Linked DNA regions of Homo sapiens: region 1 is linked to region 2. The links are chromatin contacts, found by Hi-C or POLR2A ChIA-PET in ENCODE. All regions are on one chromosome and are shown on one strand. Each heading gives the region's core, a stretch centred on a gene start or an enhancer-like site at or near the end of the contact. The rest is flanking DNA. Distances are from core to core; before and after follow the strand shown.

What was found. A loop is a pair of places that touch in the nucleus more often than their neighbours do. ChIA-PET counts read pairs that join two places held with the same protein, here RNA polymerase II (POLR2A). Pooled maps may share reads with other maps.
Region 1: a map of sigmoid colon shows a loop between it and region 2 (2.7-fold over the local background). The contact joins two enhancer-like sites. A Hi-C loop is called at or near these places in 1 of 168 maps with a recorded cell type or tissue (sigmoid colon) and 3 of 50 pooled maps. POLR2A ChIA-PET finds 5 or more read pairs at or near these places in 1 of 52 experiments (T-cell).

What each region holds. Positions count from the first base shown.
Region 1 is chr1:164,948,519-164,951,900 of GRCh38, reverse strand. No RefSeq gene overlaps it. Among named protein-coding and RNA genes, the nearest start is that of PBX1-AS1, 180 kb to the right of the region's middle. Within about 2 kb of position 1,883, at least 2 of the 41 ENCODE cell types and tissues checked have a DNase peak (open chromatin) inside an H3K27ac peak, as active enhancers do.
Region 2 is chr1:164,642,805-164,646,459 of GRCh38, reverse strand. The region is part of intron 2 of PBX1 (PBX homeobox 1); the gene reads right to left. Among named protein-coding and RNA genes, the nearest start is that of PBX1, 85 kb to the right of the region's middle. Within about 2 kb of position 1,564, at least 6 of the 41 ENCODE cell types and tissues checked have a DNase peak (open chromatin) inside an H3K27ac peak, as active enhancers do.

The DNA of each region.
Region 1 (3,382 bases), core at 634-3,133, 310 kb before region 2:
TTCCCAATGAGTCACTGGTAATTGGTGCCTTTGAAAAGACCGAACAGGACTACGACTTTAGGTTTCTTTCTTAATTTGCATTTTTAATTAGATGGGCTCTCAAAGGGTTTCTAAGAGTTTTTTCTTTTTGCCTTTGCACTGCCTTTTTTTGGGTTGTTGCTCTGCAATTAGAATTTGTAACAAATGAGTTGCTGGCATATAAATGTCAACTCTGAGGTAAAATACGGCTGCTGAAGAACTGAGCAGGATTCTGACCATTACTTTTTAAATGAAAGCTCTTTCTAGCACATGCCTCTGATGAGGCAGAATTAGTTGCACTGGAAGAAGGAATGCTCAGATTTAACTCTGGTTAAAGTTCTTCCTGTAAATGTATTTTCCCCATGTATTTGAATAAATTTTTGAAGGATACAACCACCACTTCAGAGAACATTTAATTTTTACTCAAGAGCTAGTGTAGAATCATCAAACGGACAAAGTCAACAACCTAGAAGAAGGGAGTTGGATTCAATGAACTCTTCAAAGAGAGTTTCAGCCAAATAGTGTCATCTGGTTAAATTTTGTTTTATTAAATGATTGTAGGACAATAACCATAGGGCCAATATTTAACTAGCCACAAACTAGTAGGCTATAATTGATCATTGCTAAATCATTGTATCCAAACTCTCAGCTTTACTCATTCCTTCACATTTCCAGAGCCCATGATATATGTCTGGTACTGGTGGACAAGAGCCCTGCTCAGTAGCCTTTGCTTTCAGAGTCTAGTAAAGACATGGCTGTACATACAAGAGTGTATTAAATGTGCAGTGGACACAGGCAAAGCAGAATATACATCTGCCATTCCATGAACAGATTATCTAAGCTATTTTTAAAGGCTTCTAAAGAAAAGGATTCTGTAAACTCCCATGACAACCTATCCAGCACGCCGCCAGGAACCACTTCCTCATATCTAGCTTAAGCCCCTCATTCTACGGTTAAGCCATTATTCTCTTGTTCTGTTCTCAGCTGAGAGAGAAAACAGCTGCTCCCCATCCTGCTTAGGTGAGCCTTTTATAGACTTCAAGACAGTGTCTGCCTTCTGTCTACTTCTGACAGGAAAGAAACTGGGGCTGCCAACGAAGATAACAATAATAATTTTCACTTGGAGATGGAATTATTATTGCTATGGTTACTAGTAAGATTTCTTTCCAAAGAGAAAAAGGCATTTATTCACCACTCTGCCTCAAAGAACAAAGTGCTAATAAACCCTTCTGGTTTGTCTGATTTGTTGATTACTCAGAAACGTCAAATGGGAACTGGTCAAAACATGTCCCTCTGCCATTTGGACTAGGGTGGAGAACTTGATGAAAACCAGTTCTTCTCTCAGTTTCTGAGCTGCAAATGTTTCATGCTTAAACCAAATAGAATCTCCAGTTTATTAAGTCAGTGTAATTTCAACAAGAGGCTTTGAAGAAATAAACAAGAATATGATTTAGAAGTTGTAATCATCATTAAGACAAAAAAGATCTAATAACCTTTTTTAAACTGTGAAGAGAGCCCTAGAGAATTCACAAAATGGTCAAGACAGGCTTATGAATGATTAGTTGCCTGGGTCTTATGATTTGAAGAACGCCAGCCACAGCTACCTTCCCAAAAACATATCCCCTAGTGGCCAGCCAACAACAAGCCATGTTCCCATTTTTCTTTTCTAAAGTTTAAGACAGAAAAGTTCAAAATTAAAGTAACATTGTCATCTGGGGGGAAAAAAGACACATTTCATAGTTAGTCATTATCAGTTCTTAACTCTTCAACTCATAGTAATTTGTTAGATTAGTTATATCCAAGAGCAGGATTTGAAAGAATCGACACAGGACAAATGTCTGCTGTCTAGGCTGAGCAGAAGCAGGATAAGAGTAAGACTTGTAGTAATGCCATTGGTACACTGGCCTCAGGATGGAATGTTTATGTCAGGGAAGGGTAGACAGGGAGAGCCACTGAATGAACAGTGTACATAAAACAGAGCTAGATAAGTTTTTATAAACTGAATACATCATGTTACCAGCACCTAGATCAACAAACAGAACATTACTAGCACCTCAGAAAAATCTCCTCTGTTCCTTTCTATTTATTACCTTGCCCCAAGTGCAACCACTCTCCTGATGTCTAATACTAGAGAGTAATGTTTCCCTTATACTTTATATAACAGGGATCATACTGTTTGTATTCTTTTTTGTTTCTGGCCTTTTTGTTCTCAATCTTATATTTGTAATATTCATCTATATTTTTATATATAATTATAAATTGTTTGGCATTAGCATGTCGTATGAATAAATAACAATGTATTTACCCATTCTGTTGTTAACAGGCACTTAAGTAGTGTCCAGACTAGAGTATTAAAAATAGTGGTGGGAGTGATGACATCAAGATGGTGGAACAGGAGATTCCAGACCTCATCTCCCCATAGAAACACTGATTTAACAATTATCCATGGACCAAAAATATGATAATGAGAGTTCTGTAACCCAGGTGAAAGGTTATAACGCTGAAGTAGAACCCAGAAACCACAAAAGATGCCCTGGAGAAAGTTAGAAGAACAGTGTTACTTTATCCTCTTTGCCCCTCCCCAAAGCCTGCACTGCACAGCACAGCACCAAAAGAGGTCCCCTCAGCCCACCAGTTCTCCTGTGGGGAAAGAAGTAATAAAGGGAATGTCTGACTTTGCTGCAGACTTCAGCACCAGGACCACCCCACTGGATCTCAGCACCAGGTCTACCCTCATAGATCTTGACACCATGCCTGCCTACCCATGGACATTGGCAGAAGACATACCTGCCCATAGACCCCAACACCAGGCCCACCTACCCACAGATCCCACCAGTTGGCCCATCTAGAACTCCTGGATATGCTAACTGGTGAAGAGCTTTCTGTGGCAAAATTAGTATGCAAGGATTGAAAAAGGATGACTACTTCTTCAAATGCACAGACACCAACTCAGGGCTATAAGGATCAGGGAAACATGGTACCACTAAAGAACAAAAGGAACCAAAATCACTAAAGGAACAAAAGAAAACTCTAGTAACTAACCCTAAAGAAATAAACAGCTACAAGCCATTAAAAGAACCAAACAGAAATTCTGGAGCTGAAGAACACAGTGACTGAACTACAAAATTCAGCAGAGACTTCAACAGCAGTCTTGATCAAGCAGAAGAAAGGATCAGTTAACTCAAAGACAGGTCATTTGAAATTACTAAGTCAGAGGAACAACATCAACAACAAAGAATGAAAAAGAGTGAAAAAAGCCTATGAGACCTATTGAACACCAGCAAACCAAAATATACATTGTGAGATTTACAAAAGCACAGAAGAAAGAGAAAGACACAGAAAGCTTATTTAAAGAAATAATGGC
Region 2 (3,655 bases), core at 315-2,814:
TCAGCCTACAAGGGAAGCTCTAAAAACCACCCTCTAGTTGATTCCATAATGTATGTGGCTGTCAATGACAAGCTTTCCTACTGTTGATCAAACTAGTTATGCAGTAACCACTACTGATTCAGTACCTAAATTTGCCAAAAACATCAGATTGATTATTTTAAATGGTTTTCATAACATAGATGCGGTGAGGATTAAAATGGGATTTTTCACTTGTTTCTTTGTTCCTTTAACCAGCATGCTGCTCCTGAATCAATTTCCCCTTCATTCTTCTGCTCCAAAGAAATTCTGACTTGCTGAAAAGACTAGGTCTGAATAACCAAAATGCCATCAAGAAAAGGAGGCACAGAGAGAAAAATAAAATCCCTTCAGATTCGCATCTTGTGTTATGCATAAAAGCACTTTTGTTTGGCCCTTATAATTTTTTCCCCAGGGCAGTTGCCATAATCCCCACTTATAGATGAGATAACTGAGACAGAAAGATGAGGTGACTTGCCCACAGTCACACAGTCTGTGTCTTCTGAGGCTTGGATCCAAGTCTTCCACTTCTCAATGCAGTTCTTTACCTATCACACAACTCCTGCCTCAAAATTCAAAGCGCCCATTGTTAACCTGGACTGAAGAAAGTTAAAAAATCACTGAAAAACTTTAATTCAGGACGGTCACATCACCTTAGTGTTGTCATTTCTGCCCAGTATAATCTCATTACCATTTCCAATTTCCCTGGGGACAAATTTGCACATTAATCGGGAGTGAGGTATATATCTGTGTGTACGTGTTGGCAAGAATAATGGGCCCTCAACTATTTTCAAAGGTCCCCTTACTTTGTCCTCAATATTTCCATCCCAAGTCCTCCTGCCATGGTTTTTCTCCCACCTCTCTTGTTCCAAGTTCTTTTTGATCACCCCCCACTATACTCTTTAGCCCTAAGCCCCCCTTCTCCTCTGCCTTAAAATCAAACAGCCATGGAGTTTGTTCAGATTCCCTATTCATCAAGGAAATGAATTCCATATGCATAATTCATTTCTTTTGTGAACTTTTTTCCCCTTCAGGGAGTTAATGCTCCCTAGTGCATTGGGAACAGAGACAGTGACAGAAGGACCAGAGAGCAAGGGGGCAAAAATGCTTTTCCCCATGTAAATGGGACAGATAGGGGCCAAAAGGTCTGGCCTCTGCTGGCGGACACCTTGAGCTCTACAATTCTATCTCACCAAAAGAAGGGGGGGAATCCTGTACTGGTTATTAGGGCACAATAGGCTTCATCCTTAAGGGTGAGAAGCCCAGGGAGCCCAGAAGCCTTTTGAGGCTGGAGGCCTTATTTCCAAACCCAGTGGATGACTCATGGGTAGAAAGAAATCGATAGAGTCCTCCCACTCCTTTATGTCTCTGCTCATATTAAAAACCCAAAACTAAACAAAGAGATATACACCGTGCCCAATGCACCATGTTTAACAGCTGTTGCATTTGGAGAAAAAGCAGTCCCTAGTCCAAAGTCAGATTTGAAAAACGGCTTTATTAAGAGAAAGATTTACTGTATATGAACTCCAAGACTAGAAACTGGAGGAGGAGCAGCTGAAAGAGACAGATCTGCCAGACGGAGAGCCCAACTGATTCCACTGGCTGATGTTACCTCTTGGCAAGATACACTGACCCACACAACATCCTGGACGTTGAAGCCTTTGGTTATTAACTCTTTAATAACAGTCTGGAGTCCCCAAAGTTCAGAACTGATTTAATAAATGGCACAAGACACATTAAGGCCAAGATACAGTTTTTATCCTGAAACAGTCTATTTCAGGCAATTCATGTTACTTGGCATCTTATTTAAATATTTTTTAATCCATCCTTCTTTTTTGCTTTTAACTTCCAACTTTATCTCCATTTAGGAAAAAAAAAAACAAAAGCTGATAAACGTTTTAGATTTAGGAATTGTTTTGCCTGATTTGCCCAAGACCACCTCTTAGCTCAGGGTCTGCATTTTGTAAGCGAAGGGTGGCAGGCTCTCTTAGAGGAACTGTCTAGGGTCCTAAGATGAGCAGAATTTGACACACACCTCCTAATATAGACTGCTCCAAAGATGCTGTTTAATACATAATAATAAAATTTCATTTGCGGTTTACTTTTTTCTGTACAGTTGGATATAGACTAGATAGGTAATGTACTAGTAGGAAACAAAAGTGGATCCACCAATAAATTCAAAGAAACAGAAATTTAACTGTGAATCCTGTAGAATTAACTTGTAAAGACAAGTAAAATCCCCCACGGCTTTCATCTAATGTATGAAATGAAAACCAGAAAGCAGCTGGCCAGCCTTTTTTAACCCTATATTAGAAGCATGATGCCAAAAGTAAACACTCCACATAGAAACTAGGGACATCATCGACATTTAGGAGATTAGAGAAAGGGCTTGGCTGCTGACCTCAGAGAGCTTATAGTCTATTTACAAAAGAAAGAATTGTGAAGGGAATGCCAAAGTTAAAGTTAAACTGAACCCAAAGAATATACAAGCAATAAATATGTGAGTCAAGCTGCTCCCAATGGTTATCAGGGATTCTCAGCTATAACCTACATAAGAGTCTTCAGACCACAGTGATTTTGTACAAGGGCTTTGGAGTCAGGTAGACATGAGTTTAAACCCCAACCATGCCACTTACTGGTTACATAATTTTGGACATGAATTTAGCCTCTCAAACTTCATCTATAAAATATATGTGATAACTTTGCTTCTTCGTTGGCTATTTGTAAGAATCTGATTAGATTAATTCATATAAAATAATTCAGTAGTATGCCCAGCATGTCATAAGTATCCAAAAGGTTGTAACTTAAATAAATAAATAAATAAAGCCAAGGTATTAGCTCATGTACCATTGGAAACAAACAGTGCTGCAGACTGACATGGTAACAAATAACTTGCTTTGGCACATGGTGGGAGGTCACATTCTGGAACTTAAAAATGTTGCCCTATCTGCAGTATGCCACATATCTGGTTCTTGTGTGGACTGGCTAGAAAGTGAGCCAAAGAGAATTAAGAAAACCAACCCCTTCACCAAAAACCAAGTTTTCCCATCTTCTTCTAGAATATATACCCTGAACTTTGCCCTTTCTTTTTATTAGGTGGAGCCTCCATTCTATCTTCCACCACGACACCACGTCAGCATTGCTCTCTTTCCTATACTAAATCTGGAGAGTAAATGGCATCACCCTGTCACGGGGGTAGGGAGAGCGTCTGCAACGCCCCATTTAACTGCTCTGTGCTCCTATCTTTGGGCTTCATTAGCATATTTCAGCAGTGCCTTGATGGATGAAGATGGATGGGGCAACATCATCCTTGGTGAAATCACTGTTTCATCAAGGTTAAACCAGCCTCAAGCTTCGCCACCTCCCTTTGTTTGGCTAGGTTTCTAATAACAAAATTAACGGCAGAATTAATGCCCAGGAGGCTCCCAGTGAAATATACTGATGCCCTCAGAATGAAGCTTTATCCTGGACCTCCCAGTTTATAATCCATCAATCAGTTGCTTCTATACTTTATCTTAAAATAAAACATCAACTCCATCACAGCAGACGCCAGCTTCTCTATCCTTTCATCTGAAACAACTGGGCTGGGTAAAAGAATAAAAGGTGGCTCGTTACCTTAGAATGATCACAGTGACACCAG